Regions from separate parts of the Homo sapiens genome. Here region 1 is linked to region 2. A link is an interaction called in ENCODE POLR2A ChIA-PET data of the cell type or tissue named here. Cell type or tissue: MCF 10A. All regions are shown on one strand.

What was found. ChIA-PET counts read pairs that join two places held together with the same protein. Peaks named below come from ENCODE experiments on the same cell type or tissue, not always from the same donor. Only the 100,000 strongest peaks of a DNase experiment are listed, where the experiment ranks them.
Region 1: POLR2A ChIA-PET joins it to region 2 with 19 read pairs; 3 of 35 experiments call an interaction of 5 or more read pairs at or near these places.

Annotation. Positions count from the first base shown.
Region 1 is chr15:56,036,262-56,044,261 of GRCh38, reverse strand. No RefSeq gene overlaps it. Among named protein-coding and RNA genes, the nearest start is that of NEDD4, 47 kb to the right of the region's middle. RefSeq lists an enhancer at 2,897-4,096. In MCF 10A, no CTCF peak of the experiment used is centred here; a DNase peak (open chromatin) is centred at 3,591.
Region 2 is chr15:55,913,341-55,921,340 of GRCh38, reverse strand. All of the region lies in intron 5 of NEDD4 (NEDD4 E3 ubiquitin protein ligase), which reads left to right. Among named protein-coding and RNA genes, the nearest start is that of NEDD4, 76 kb to the left of the region's middle. In MCF 10A, a CTCF peak has its summit at 3,329 (motif pointing right); DNase peaks (open chromatin) are centred at 3,280, 4,140 and 5,270.

The DNA of each region.
Region 1 (8,000 bases), 120 kb before region 2:
CCCTTAGCTTCCCCAATCCATCCTTCCAATGCAGTTTTTTCATAAATTTTGGTAAATTCATTTTCAGTGTTTTTCATTGCTATGACTGTATATATATTTACATCTAAATCAAGAAGTGTGAATGAATAGTACACTCCAGGGAAATCAGGTGGCCAGCTGGCTTTTTCTTCATGTAGCCCCAAAGGTCAATGCGTTACTGGTCGAGGGTGTCCAGGTTCTTGGCATCTTCCACAAAGAATTGGACACAATGCACAAACAAAGCAAGAAAAGAATGAAGCAGCAAAACCAGAGATTTACTGAAAACGAAAGTACACTCCACAGAGATGGAGCGTCCCAAGCACAGGAGCTGAAGAGCCTAGTTACATAATTTTCTGGGTTTAAATATTCACTAGAGGTTTTCCATTGGCCACTTGGTGTATACCTCATGCAAATGAAGTAGTGGCCCACATCAGTCTGATTGGTTGCAGAAAGCAATCAATCAAAGGCTGAAGTGAAGTTAAACGGTTACACTCTATGCAAACATCTGATTGGTTGTGGAAAACAACCAATCACAGGCTAAAGTGAAGTTACAAAGTTATACTTCTATGCAAATGAAGACTTGGCTACCAATCAGTCTGATTGTGGAAAGCAACCAATCAGAAGTATTTTAAATTTTCCATCTGCCATGCAGGAAAGAGGGGGTGGTTTGCAAAGGGAGTAGCCTGTGGTCTCTTTGTTACTTAGATGTGGAAAGTCGGGGTTTTCCTTTTGATACAGTTCTAGGAAGTCAGTGGGAATTGGCCTTAGGTTCCCTACCTCCAGACCCTATTTTCTTGCGTCAAATGTCTCTAGAGAGACGCTGTATTTTTTCTGAGGTGGTTCATCTCCCCACATCCTGCTTGTGGTTGTATGATTGGTTATTGTTATTCTGAAATTCAGTAGGGGAACTTGAAAAAGGCTTTACAATTTCAAATGCAGATCACTGACTCTGTTTCAAATGGGTCATCTCATCTTCACTCTTCTCTATTCCTAGTTCAGTTTCAAAGTATCTCCTCCACTACTAGTACTGGGAAGACGTAGGACCTGACTCCTTACAGTGTGGATAGTAACCTGGGAATCTAACTGTTGCTTATACAGGCTTTCAAACAGTCCCTCGACTTTGCTTTTTACACACTGTGGCACCAAACCTTTATAGACTCCAATGGGGATGACACCAGGTTCAAGAGGCCAAAGAAGAGACCCAGAGCCAGCAAACAAGACATGGGGTTGTACTGGGGGCTAAACACAGGGGAGAGCCCAGTGGTGGTGGGCGGAACAGGAGAACCCCACGACCCAGGGGCAGTAGGCTGAGCAGAAGAATCACAACCACTTGCAAAAAGCATGCAGGTTTTACAGCATTTTCACTTAGCCCCTGCCTCCTAATAAGCTCCACCTGGAAACTTGCATTTAAACCAAAACAAATGGCCTCAATCCTCTGTACAGCTCACATTCCACAGGACAGGATGGGGCCTAGATGTTCCTTATAGATAAGGAATGAATCTCTGCGTTGTCCTCTCCCACATTCCTTAGCTTGGAACTCTGAACCGCATTCAGGTGCACCTGCTATACAGGGTCATTCTCAGGGTATGCGTAAATTATTGCTATCAGGTGCATTTAACACACATACACACAAACACAGAGACACACACACACACACACACATTGACACACACAACCCTACCTTCTGAGATACTTGGCACTTCCAATTCATGAGCATTTTCAGGATTCTGTGGGACGAATCAGCTAATTCCTATTAGTATCCTCATTTATGGGTACTCTTAAATTGTTAAGTCTACTGATTACATTTAAAATGTACTGGGTAGAGGGAGAGGTGGGAGAAATAGGAATTTATCTTCAAATAAGCAATAAAGCATCAATTGTGTTGGGTTCATTGCATATCTGTGATTATAAATAGACTTTTAATTTGTCTATAGAGTTCTGTCTATCCTCCATGAGCTTGGCGTGACAAGTCTGGTTTTGTTTTGTTTTGTTTACCTTGACAGATAAGAAAGGAATCTTGAAGCAGCACTTGCCTTGTGTCAGGGGATTTAACAGGACAGGTCTGGGCCCCTGAACTACAGGTGATGTTAAAGAACCATGACTTTAATCTTTAAAATATTCTACAATTGCAGGAACATGTGAGAGCAAGAGTTGAACTCTGTGTCTCAAAAGTAACAAAAGGTCTCACATTTCATCCCTGGCCAGAAGGAGTTAGAAATGCCTGTTCTGGGCACCTTGCATCCAGGCAGTAAGTTTGAACCATCAATCTGTACTGGATCTGTGTTTCTTCCCTTCATGGTGTGGTTGGGATTGGTGTAGCTGTCAGGTGGAACTGTTACACCAAAATGTCCAGGGCTTAATGGAATCCATCATTAATATGGTCTCAAAGATTTTTACATATTTATAGTTTTCTCCATTCCTACATGATGACAGAATGTGAAGGATGTATTCACTTTTTGTGTCACAGCTAAAGATAATTATCAAGCTAATATATTCCTTGCCTGTTTATTTTTTCTTTAAAGAAAGGGTCTCGATCTGCTGCCCAGGATGGAGTGCAGTAGTACAATCATAGCTCACTGCAGCCTCAAACTCCTGGCTCAAGAGATCCTGCCACCTCAGCCTCTCAAGTAGCTGGGACTATAGGCATGCATCACCACACCCAGCTAATTTTTTTAAATTTTTTGTAGAGATGGGGTCTTGCTATGTCGTTGCCTAAGCTGATCTTGAACTCCTGGCCTCAAGCAATCCTTCTACCTTGGTCTATTTATATAAATATTGGTATTATATCCAGAACAAAATAATGGGGTATAAAAATGATTAAGACTTGACCATTTGCTATTATCTGAAAATAATCTTAACACACTAAATAATAAATAACTATATCCCACTCCTTAAATCCTAAAAAGCAGGGGTAGGGGAATCTTAAGTGGTGACCCTTTTCTGGTAAAACACTAAAAACCATCTTAAAATACTAAGAAAAATCTGAAACAATAGTAGAAAAATAAAAAATTCTACATATAATTTAAAGAAAGTTCTGATATGGAGGTTAAAACTGGATGACAGAGCCATTGACCACACTGAGGTGGCAACATCTTCAGTCACAGCTCACAGCAGTCGTGGGCTTTCCACGAGTGGGACTCCCTGGAAAACTTACACACAATCTGATCACTAAAAGCAAAGATCCTCAGGTATACATCTCAAAGAGAAGAGCCTTACATTTTCTCCTGTGTGACCTAAAGCAATGACATGGGATTTTTGCACCTCAGTTGCCTTATCTGAAAAAAATGGGATGCCTGCCTCCTAGGATTGTTTGACAATTAAGAGTAAAACTCTTAGATGAGTGCACAGCACAGTTTAACTGTTACCAATTAGTATTATTACCTCACACCTAAGGAAAGAAGGAAATAGACAAATGGGAAAAAAAAGGTGGGGGTGGTTAGAATTAGCTAAAGGTGATGCCCTAATCAAACAGCCCAGGGTCTCTCCCTTCTGGTCCTAAATTGTATTTCAATTCAGGAAATTCCAGGATTGCATCAGCCGAATGAGGTAACTGGCTTGTCATCTGAACACTTTGCCAGCACGTGATGCTATTATGTGAGCCCGCTGTTCCAACGTGAGTCACACATGTGAGCTGCAGCCACTTCTGCAGATGGAATAAAGTGTGTCAAGGTACAAGAACTGTACTTTCTCCTTTTTTTCTCACCTTGAACCTGAAAATCATGTGGGATTAATTTCCTAAGTATTTGCTCTACAGTTAACTCCAAATTATCCATGCTAGTGGAGGGAAAGAAAGACACAGATGGACATGAACAGTGACTGCTTCAAAAATGCCTTATAACTTGTGACTTTTGTAGTTAGAATTCTATATTGAGAATTGGTACCTAAATGTTCTGGAAACAAAACTTGAAGCAAAGTAAGTCTTGCTCGCCAGGCACGGTGACTCATGCCTGTAATCCCAGCACTTTGGGATAATGAGGCAGGTGGATGGCCTGAGCCCAGGAGTTCGAGACCATACTGGGCAAAATGGTGAAACCCTATCTCTACCAAAGAGATTTTTTTAAAAATTAGCTAGGCGTGGTGGCACATGCCTGTGGTCCTGGCTATTCAGGAGGCTGAGGTGGGAGGATCACTTGAGCTTGGGAGGTCAGGACTGCAGTGAGCCATGATAGTGCCACTGCACTCCAGCCTGGCCAACAGACTGAGACTGTCTCAAAAAAAATTAAATTAAAAAAATTTAAAATTAAAGTAAGTCTTGCTAGAAGACTGACCCCAGACAAACCAGAAAATTCATCCCAGACTTCATTCCATAACCTAGTACAAAACCATGCTGTTTTTCTCTTCTGAGGCAAGAGGAGCCATAGCATCTGATGGGGGACATTATCAGCCTAACTTGCATGGTTGCATTCTCATGCACTTCATGGGGAGAAGGAAGATAGTTAATCATTCCTGACAGCTGAATATAATTGTGACTAGAGCCTCAGTCTCTTTATCATTCTGAAGGTGGTATGCAATAGAAAGAAATAACAAAGAAAATGATGATATCACCTGAGAGTTTAAGTTATTTTTTAAAATTCATGAATAGTATAGTTTATGCAATACGTAGAAATCAGCTCTTCAGTAGACTGACCCTGGGAAAACTGGTTGGAGTTTTTTTGTTTTGTTTTGTTTACAAGGGTGGAGACAGCAAGGAAGGAAGGGAGAGAGAAATATCAGACTTACAATCAATGATACACACACACACACACACACACACACACACACACACACCAGTTTTATTGAGTTGTAATTACTTTTTGAGACAGGGCTGGAGTGCAGTGGCATGATTACAGCTCACTGCAGCCTTGAACTCCTGTTCTTAAGCAATCCTCCTGCCTCAGCCTGCAAAGTGCTGGAATTATAGGCATGAGCCACCATGCCTGGAGAGCTGTAATATTTTTTAGTGAACTCTACTATGTGGTAAAACTCTAAATCATGATTTTCAGTAAAGCCCACTGAAGCCAGTTCACCTACGAGATACTTTCTACAAAGTTTAACTCTTCAAGTATGCACACACTTTTTTAATGTATGAATTTAGAAATGATTGCCTAAACATTTTGTTTCTAAAATACAAGATGATGCACATATTCCATTTCATTATTTCTTTCTGCAGAACATAAATTCATGGTGAACGGAACCATAATGAATTATTTAGCCAAGCCAGTATTTTTGACTTGAGCTAAGATGACTGATATGGTTTGGCTCTATGTCACCACCAAAATCTCATGATGAATTGTAATCCCCAGTGTTGGGGGAAGGTGGGAGGTGATTGGATCATGGAGGTGGATTTCCCCCTTACTGTTCTCATGACAGTCAGTGAGTTCTCACGAGATCTGGATGTTTAAAAGTGTGTAGCACTTCCACCTTAGCACTTTCTCTCTCTCTTCCACCATGTGAAGATGTGCCTGCTTCCGCCATGACTGTAAGTTTCCTGAGGCCTCCCTAGCCATGCTTCCTGTATAGCCTGTGGAATGGTGAGTCAAGTCACTCTCTTTTCTTCGTAAATTACCCAGCCTCAAGTAGTTCTTTTTAGCAGTGTGAGAACAAACTAATACAATGACCATATTATCTCTAAGTACACACTTTGCTGTTGTCAGCCACAGAAATAAAACCAGGTTTAGGATGGAAGTCCCTGTTGGCACTCAGAAGCCATCTGAAGGCCAGTTTTCATTTTTTCTCTGCATTTTCAGCCTGTACAGCCTTTTCATTTTTTCAAAAAAGAGAAATATATGATAATGGTTGAAAACAGACTGCAAATATGTAATTCACTCTTCAGAAATAACTGTGTGTAAACTTTTATATTTTAATGCACATGTATAATTTGTTAATAAATGTAATCTGATAAAATAAAAACTTCAGGCAAATTAAATTTAAAGGAGTTTGAGCAATAAATGATTCATGAATCAGGCAGTCCCCAGAATCACAGCAGATTCATAGAGTTTCCAGTACAGCCACGTGGTGGAAGATTTATAGATTAAAAAACAGGAAGTGATGTACAGAAATTGGAAGTGAGGTACAGAAACAGCTGGATTGGTTACAGCTCGACATTTGCCTTACGTGAACACAGTTTGAACACTCAGCAGTGTATGAGTGGTTGAAGTATGGCTGTTGGGATTGGCCAAGACTCAGCTCTTGTTACAGGCACATGCTCCTAAGTTAGGTTTTCAATCTTGTCTACCTATTAAGTTAGATTACAGTTTGTCCACAAGGACTCAAATATAGAAGTACAGAGTCCTTCTCAGGCCATTTTTAGCTCAATTTAACAAATCATAATCAACAAATTAAGTAACCTAATTTTTTCACTTGCAGTGTATCATGGGCATCTTTCTTGTTAGAGCTGATAGAAACATCTCGCATATTAAGGGTTGAGTGGTTCTCAAACTTGACTGCACATTAGAATTACCTGGGGCACTTTAAAACAGTGCAAATACTGGGCCTCATTCTCAAACAGATAATCAGAACCTCTGAGGGTGGATCCTGGAATTACGAGTTTTTTAAGTGTTTCTGGATTCACAAGTGCAGTCAGGGTTGAGAATCACTTATCAATCTGATTATTTTTTAATCTGCATAGTATTATGCATGTATCATATTAACCCTCTCCTACTGATGGACACTTAAGTGGTTTTGAATTTTTCTACTACATGCAGTGCTGCAATTAACATTATTTTATATACATCTTTGCTTATTTGGCCTTAGGATAAATTCCCAAATGTGGAATATGCATATTTAAAATATTAATACATGTTACCAGATTCTTTTCCAGAATGATATATCCCAAAGTACCAGCCAACCAACTTTCCTACCCTGGGAATTGATATTTTTCATTTTTGTCAGTTTGGTGGATTGAAAACAATCCTCTTTCATTTGAATTTCTTTGCTTATTAGTGAGGTTGAGAAACTTATGAGCCATTATTCTGTCTCCTAAATTAACTCTAAATAGAGTCAAGTACAGACTAAAGTGAAAGTTCTAACTGGATTATTTATTTAGCAGGTAGAAGTTGGGGAGAACAGTAGCTCCAAAGAATCATGAAATTATAGTGTTGAAAGAAAACTTAGAGATATCTAGTTTAATTCTGAGTAATGTCGTGACTTGATTATTTTCCCATCCAAAGGTGAATGTTACTAACACTAGAAAATTCAGATGAAACAATAGTGAGGTGAGGAAAAGATATGGCAAAGGGGGAGAAAACCTAAACTGGGTAGGAAAGAAGATGAGAGCAAAGGAGAGGCTGGTACACAGAAAATAGAGAGAAAAGGTGAGTACTATCCTGTGGGTGACTACTGGGTAGGTCCTGCCAAGAAAGCAGGTGAGCCAGGTCTGTGTAGACAAGGGCAAGGGCCACGGGGACAAAACCATGGATAGGAGAGCGGCTTCTCTAGATCAGGGCAGCTGGACACTGCTGCCAGCAACAAACCAGCTGGAAGCTGTTTCCAGACAGACAGACCCGTGTTGGTGTACTGAGGAGAAGCCATGCGAGCACATCCCCCAACACAGGCTGAGGGCTCAAGTTCTCAGATAGGGGAGGTACAAGACAGCAGCCAACAGTAATTTTTTAAAAATGAAATCCAACCAGTACTGCTAGGTGTAGGGTGATGATTTCTGGTAGGTGTATGTTTGGAGCCAGAGAGAGGAGTCGCCTCATAGATATATTAATCAGAACTGATTCTCAGGACAGTCTGGCATCTCCTCTTTTTAAAGACTATCATATCACCATGGTGAAATTCTGGACTTTGGTGGGTATTTGAAGCTGTCCATTTCAGTTTTATAACCTAGACATGGACTCCTCCCTCCTGAACTTTAATAATATAGATGCTCCTGTGCCCACTTTGAGTTGATGGTATACTGAGCCTAATCATCTTCTTACTCTTACTTGATCACTGATAGAGAAGTGGATGCTTCCACCAAGGAAAAGTCTGTTACTCTAGAGTATGAGGACAGAGGTATA
Region 2 (8,000 bases):
CGAAAAAAAAAAAAAGTTATTATAGATCCCCACACTAAGGACTAAGAAATTCTATTATAATCCTGCCTTTCTTTTGGGGTATTAGCTTGTAACCCTAAACAAATTATTCAATCCTTCTAAAAATACCTTCTCACATTTAAAAAATGAGGACAACAATATTTGCCCTGCCTATCTCATAAGCATATTGTGAGGATAAAATGAGACAATGACGATGAAAATACTTGGAAAATTCTTTATCATGATACAAATATAAAATGTCATTTAACATTCGTAGACTTAACGCGTTTGTAGCTCTCTGATATGGTATATCTTGTGTTAGCTAAGATATACCATTTAGTATATCTACTGTGTTAGATGCTCTTCTATGAGTGGGAAATACAGCTTTTCTTGAGAAACTCGGTTTACCAGCAAAACAAAGAGCCAAAGATAATTAGAACATGGTGGTGTGTGTCATTCTAGTCCTCTTGATTTGTTGCTAGTCTTAGCAGGTAAGGGAGGTATAGAGATGACCTGAGATGTTATAGAACCTATAGCCATTGGTGGAGTAACAGACCTGATTGTATAGCAACAAATGACCTGTGTCATTATAAATGTCATTCCGTCTTTATTCTGCTGAGGCACTCACAACTAAATTTAAAATGTACCATTTTCCTAGCAAATTCTCTTGGAAAATGGAGGGTGAAGAACACAAGTATAATATTAAGCAGAAACAACTTTAGTCATCTGGAAAACGTTTGTAATGTAAGTGATATTTGCTTTCAATAAAGAGTAGGCTTATATCACTTTTTTCCAGCCAATTTTAAGACTTGAGTGTTATAAAATATTGTCGTTTCATTATGGTGATGGTGGTGGTAGTGGTGGCAATAATGACAGAACATTTCAGAATGATGTGTCTTAAAAAAACTCTACCCACCAATGCAAAAGTTAGCACTGTGTCACCAGTCTAAGATATACACCTGTACACATTCAGCCACCGGTTTTAGGAGCCACCTATATTCTGGGTGGAGACCCTGTGCTTCTCACGTTTAGCAGTTGTATTAGTGAAGGTTCTCCAGAGAAACAGAAACAATAGATTGTGTATATATTTTATGTATTATTTATTTTTCATATATTTTATATATGAAATTATGTATAATATATGAATATATATATTTCCACACAATATATATATAGTGAAGACTTCAATCTGAAATCTGCAGGGCAGGCCAGGAAGCTGAGAACTTAGGCAGGGATTCTACATTGTAGTCTTGAGGCAGAATTGCTGCTTCTTACACAACCTGTGTTTGCTTTCAAAGCCCTCAGCTGATTGGATGAGACCCACACACATTGTGGAGGGTAATGTGCTCTACTCAGAGTCTACTGATTTAAATGCTAATCATGTCTAAATGTCTTCATAGCAATGTCTATACTGATGTTTGACCAAACAAGTGGGTACCATAACCTATCGAAGTTGATACATACAATTAACCACCGCAGCTGACTTTGGCCTTCAAAGTTCAGTCAATGATTAAGATTACCCAGAGCCTATCCATACCATGTAGATAATCACATTATTTTCCATGTAGATGATCAGTAACCAACAGCTCTGAATGTGAGGTTCTTAGCTTCAATCCTAAGACGTTATCTGTTTCATTCCGGAATATGAAATTCTATGTAGGACTTGCATGGATTCTTTCCAGATGAGGGCTGCCATGTCCCTCCAGTTCTTCTACACTTAAGGTTAGGATTAACACTCCTGTTTTGGTATTTGCTGGACTGAGAGACTACATTTTATAGCAAGTTCCCCGATTTCCCATGTAACTGCTATAATAGCAGTATAGATCCTATGCAATTTCAGACCTCAGCCAGCAATGCAAATTGTTCAGCCTCCCTAGAATTTAAACTCAGACTAGAGTGCTAGGAAGTGCATGTGATTCTCTTACCTTACATTTCCTTGGCTGAAACCCTCTCTGTAAATTTTTCAAACGTCATTCTTTCTTGTCCACCTGCAGTGCTTTTTGATATTTCTTTAAAAGTGGCGGCTGGATCAACTTCAACAACAACAAGAAAAATCCTGAAAGAAAGCATTAGGCATTCAGAGTGACTGTGATGACACCATCCATCTCTCCATCCAGACTTCTATCTGGTGTCTTCTGGTACTTACTTTGAGCCCAGGATGAGCTCAGGAGCATCAGAAGAAATGTGTAGTTATGGCCCATGCTCTCTGGAAAGTTAAAATCTAGTTAGGGGACATGGAACTGATGCTTATAGTGAAGCTTACCAAAGAGAAGACATTTATCTGACCAAATACTTGGAGTTCATTATTTTATATGTTAATAATGAGAGGAGCTTTTCTTATTTCCTGGAAGTTTTAGGCCACAGACATGAACAATTAGATCTCATTGATTAGCCTATTAGAAGGGATTCATTCTTTGAGTTATTAGACCCCACACTTAATCCCAGAAAGAACGCTGAAGTCATTTGAAGGCAGAGTAAAACAGGACTCCTCCTTATTTAAAAGAAAAAGATGTTAAGAGAATATTGACTGAAGTCTGTAAAATCATAAAGGAGGTGGTTTATACAAAAGCAAAAATAACATAATAATTGTATTACTAAGTTTTCAACTATTGTACGCATTCAAAAACAGGGCTGTTTCATTCTAGTCAAATGAAATGCAATGAATTCCCATAATTCTGTTTTGTGTCTTAATTGATTAAAAATCTGTTTAGAAAATTCTGATCAAAAACAGATCTATCTTAAGCAGTTTTTTTTTTTTAACAAAGTATGAGTATATGTTTTACATATTTGCTTTTACTTAGGAAAAAAAACTTACTTAGCAAAATACAACTTGGGTGTAGTAGCATGTGGTATAAACAACGGAACTATTTTACCTTTTACTTTCCTATGAATGAGCCAGTATATATTTATTACTGGAGTTCCAGCTATAAAATTTAGGTGAGGGGTTTAAATATACCCTAGAGTATTATTTAAAAATAAATTTGTTTCTTTCAAATAGAATACCAACCTTGGTCTATGGCATTTGAGAGAGAAATTAAAATATTAAATTTTGATTGCCTAGTAAACTGAAAATAAAGGTTAAATAAATACAAAGCAGAAAAAATATATATACAAAATCACAACCTCTAAAAGGACAAACAGTCCACTGTTCTCTACTGTGGGAGCTTTATCAGCACTGGTGAGTAATTCCACCTCTAGGGTAGGGCTAGCTCTCAAAAATGTAAACAAGTATGTACTTCGTTTATATAAAGAAATGTGCAGCTTGGTTTGTATTTCTTTATAGATATCAAACAGCTAAATGGATTGTTTCAAAGTACCAGCAGGGGCCAGCAAAGAGCTCTTAGAGTTTTTCAGAACAGAATTGGCATTGAGACATGTTTATTTGATGTGCTAAATCCTTTTTAGACTTCTTTACTTACCACAACACTCTCTTAAGTGAATGAATTGCAGAGACAGTGGAATAAAATATCCTGTGTGTTCAAACTATCTTGGGGTATAGTTTTTTTTTTCTAATCTGCATATATTTTTATTGGAATGTTTGCTTAGGCTATTTCTTGGCAGTTTTAATAGTCAAAATATAAATGGCATCATTTAAAGACTGTTCTACTTGGCTGGAAAAGGCCTTAAAATTACAGGAGAAAATGCTTAGTGACAGCTTCTCTTAAACTTTTTTTCTTGAACCTATGCTTCAGTTTTGCAATGGTATTACTAGGTTAATTTTGTAGTTCTGTCCTTAAGCTTTCACTTTTTATGTAACTAGCACTTTGGAAGCTAAAATATGTATCTATTTGATGTAGTGCTAAAGTTTTAATTCATTGTAAAGTTTTGGTATTTCCAAATTTACCTAACTGTTTGAATTCACACATTAAAAAAAAAAAATTAACAGTCCCTATATTAACTAACTTGACTAGATTCCTAGTATGGCTACTATTTGGAAATTCAATCTTTGATTTGATGCTTAATTACATGGGGTTTTGTTCCTACCAACTTCCTGTAATTCTATACCTATGGGTAAAAATATTAGTGGGCAAAGTCGGCTGGAGAAAGTATAGGCACTGTGATTCACATAGTTAAATGTTCATTTAGTAGAGCTGGGGTGAAAAAATACTGTTTCAACTTGAAATGTTAGAAGATTGTTGTTCTTGTGTTACTCATTCATGCAAATTGGAGAAGGTATAATTGAAACAAGGTTGGCTGTGTTTGAGTCAGTGTGCTGCAGCTGAGCTCAGCTTAAAGGTCGCTGGAAATCAAGTGCTTTGTAAGTGAAGGCATTTTGACTACAAGCGATTCAAGACATTTTGGAAACGTCAGTCTCTGGAATGGGTCGTCTTTTTCTTTCTATGATATCTGGTATCTAATGTTTTACTTAGGATAAAGACTACTACTTAATAGCTCTTTTAGGCACCACAAATGATTTTTTCTTTTGATGCAGTGCAGCTGCTTCTAGCCTGTCTACGGACAGAGATCTTTGTTATGACTTTCAGCCCTTAACATGTTTGGAAATGAGAACAAATGGCACAAAGCTTACGATTGCACTTTGCAGCCAGAAGAAGCAATACTTACCCTTTGTCAGAAACCTCCGGAGATGACTTGGATAGCCATGTTCACATGTGCTTCAAAAGACCAACACGGATTTCAACGTCTAACGTTGTTCAAATGAAGCTGACTCCCAGACAGACTGCACTAGCTCCGTTAATAAAGGAAAACGTTCAGTCTCAAGAAAGATCATCTGTTCCCTCATCTGAAAATGTTAATAAAAAGAGCAGCTGTCTACAGATTTCACTACAGCCAACAAGGTACAGTGGATATCTTCAGTCTAGCAATGTCTTAGCTGATAGTGATGATGCTTCGTTTACTTGTATCTTGAAGGATGGTATTTACAGTAGTGCTGTGGTCGATAATGAATTGAATGCTGTGAATGATGGTCACCTTGTAAGCAGTCCAGCCATTTGTAGTGGTAGCCTTAGTAACTTTTCAACCAGTGATAATGGGTCTTACAGCAGCAACGGTAGTGATTTTGGGTCATGTGCAAGTATCACAAGTGGAGGTTCATATACTAACAGTGTCATCAGTGACAGTAGTAGTTATACTTTTCCACCAAGTGATGATACTTTTTTGGGTGGAAACTTACCTTCTGACAGCACCTCCAATAGAAGTGTGCCAAACAGGAATACTACTCCTTGTGAAATTTTTTCAAGAAGTACAAGTACAGATCCTTTTGTCCAGGATGACTTGGAACATGGATTAGAGATTATGAAATTGCCAGTGAGCAGGAACACAAAAATTCCACTAAAACGTTACTCCTCCTTAGTCATTTTTCCTAGGAGTCCTTCAACTACCCGACCGACTTCTCCAACAAGTCTGTGTACTCTTCTGAGCAAAGGATCCTATCAAACTTCACACCAGTTTATTATTTCTCCTAGTGAAATTGCACATAATGAGGATGGCACTAGTGCTAAAGGATTTCTTTCAACAGCTGTCAATGGACTTCGGTTATCTAAAACAATTTGTACCCCCGGAGAAGTAAGAGACATACGGCCGCTTCACAGGAAGGGCTCGTTACAGAAGAAAATTGTTCTTTCGAATAATACTCCCAGACAGACTGTCTGTGAAAAGTCATCTGAAGGATATTCTTGTGTTTCAGTGCATTTCACCCAACGAAAAGCAGCTACATTAGACTGTGAAACAACAAATGGTGATTGTAAACCAGAAATGTCAGAAATTAAGCTTAATTCTGATTCAGAGTATATTAAGCTCATGCATAGGACATCTGCATGTTTGCCATCCTCCCAAAATGTAGATTGTCAAATAAATATCAATGGAGAATTGGAAAGACCACATTCACAGATGAACAAAAACCATGGTATTTTACGAAGAAGTATTTCATTGGGAGGAGCTTATCCAAATATTTCCTGTCTATCCAGCCTTAAGCACAATTGTTCTAAAGGGGGACCATCTCAGTTACTCATAAAGTTTGCATCTGGAAATGAAGGTAAAGTGGATAATTTATCAAGAGACAGCAACAGAGATTGCACAAATGAACTGTCTAATTCTTGCAAGGTAAGTTTCCTTTGGTCTTGGTAAATGTTAATTTATATGAGAATAACTTAATGAAATATTTGGAGAACATTTATTGTAACCAAGCAGTTTTACATATTTTCCTGGTCCTTAGCTAGCAGTATTTTGTAGTCATAAATTTTATATTTGTAAATCTGAAGAACTCTATGTATAGTTTTTTACTCTATTTGTTATTTTACCAGTGTACAAAATGTATATTTTTAAAAATCTTCCTAAGTGATTTAAGCTATAAAACTTTTCTACAACATAAAAAACTTTCTACAACAAAACAAACTTTGAATAACAGTCTATTTCATAACATTTTATCTTGGCATATTTTTCCTTTAAATGATATAGTATTCTTTTGTGTAGCTCAATACTTTATTCCTATTTTCAAATGATCATTTTGTTTTCTCCTCTTCTTAATCATTATGAAATAGAGTAAAATTTAGAATGCTTATTTAAAATATTAAACAAAAACCCATATCAAAGTGTAAAGATCTTTTTATAAATTATCATAGAGAAACTATATCTCAAATACATGTGTTTATAAGATCATTCATAAAAACTATTATGCTGCATGTTTAAAGCAGAGGAAAAATAAATGGCATTTGTATTTGTATATACCCTTAACCACAGGAATTTTGTTTCCACCCTATTTTTCTTTAGCCACGAGTTAATACTGCCCTCTAAAATGTAACTCACTCTTTCAACAATATTGAATTCTAAGTTTTAATATTTTTGAATTTGGTTTAAATTGCTAGGCATTTACCACAATTTTCTATTTACCTTTTCATTTTTTTGACAATTCAGCTTTATTATATTAGTAATTTAACTCTTATGAATCTTAGCCAAAAGTTCTTTATGTAATTTGGCCGTTCCAAAGTATTTAAAATGGTTTGAACTGAAATAGATTTTTTAAATTTCTGTATTTGGAATGTTTTACCAGATTCCAGGAAATTTAAAAAATTTTCTAACTAAAGCAATTTTACATGACAGTACATCATAGTTTTGGGGGGAAAAAACCTTAATCTGTGTTTTTGTAACATCCATTATGTTTATTAAAGATTGTTTTAAAAAAAAAAACTTCTGGATAAGTAACTTTAGGTGAATAAAATAGTAATTGCTAGTTTATTTTCTCTCTTCTGAAATCTGGTAAATATAATAATTGTTACCAATGCCCAGATGTTAATATAAGCCACTACTTTACTAAGGATAAAAAAAGATCAGATTTCAAATTCTGATCTATAATTTAGAATTTTAAATTCCATTTAGGAAACTTTTCTAAAACCAGATTTTAGGAGATTATAATCTAATCAACTGTTTTTCTTCCTGAAAGAAAGAAATGAAGTGGCACTGAGAAGAAACGTTAATAGTATGCTAGTTGAATTAATGTTACTTATAAATTTATTTTACACTTAATGAAATAATCTGAAAGGAATAATTCATGTAGAAATATTTGTAGAAATACCTTAAAATAGTTTATTTTGTGGTAATAATTATAGTTTGTTGTGGATGCTTTTGAGAAGAGTATTTTAAATGTGTTTTTTAATGAAATGTGGATCAAATGCCTTTTGCATTGTTAAAAATATCCACTGTTACTGGTTTTATTTATGCTTAGGTAAGCTAACTTAAATATTTTTTGTGACAATCAAATGTATAACTTTGTGCAGATTCTATCTTTTGGTAGATTATTGGATTATAAAATAATTCAGAAGTGTGCAGTTTGCTGGAGATTTAAATTGTCCCCCCGTTTAATGTTTATTAGACTTCTCTTTATAAAAGCATTGTAAACCATATAGTGACAGTTAAATTTAATTTATGCTATATCTAAATAGATCTAATTGATAAATCAAAGGCTTGTTTTATGGAGAAGATTCTAGTGTTGTTTTTTCTAAATATAGCAGTGGCAACAATAATGGGTTTTAGAAATAATCTTGTGTTTA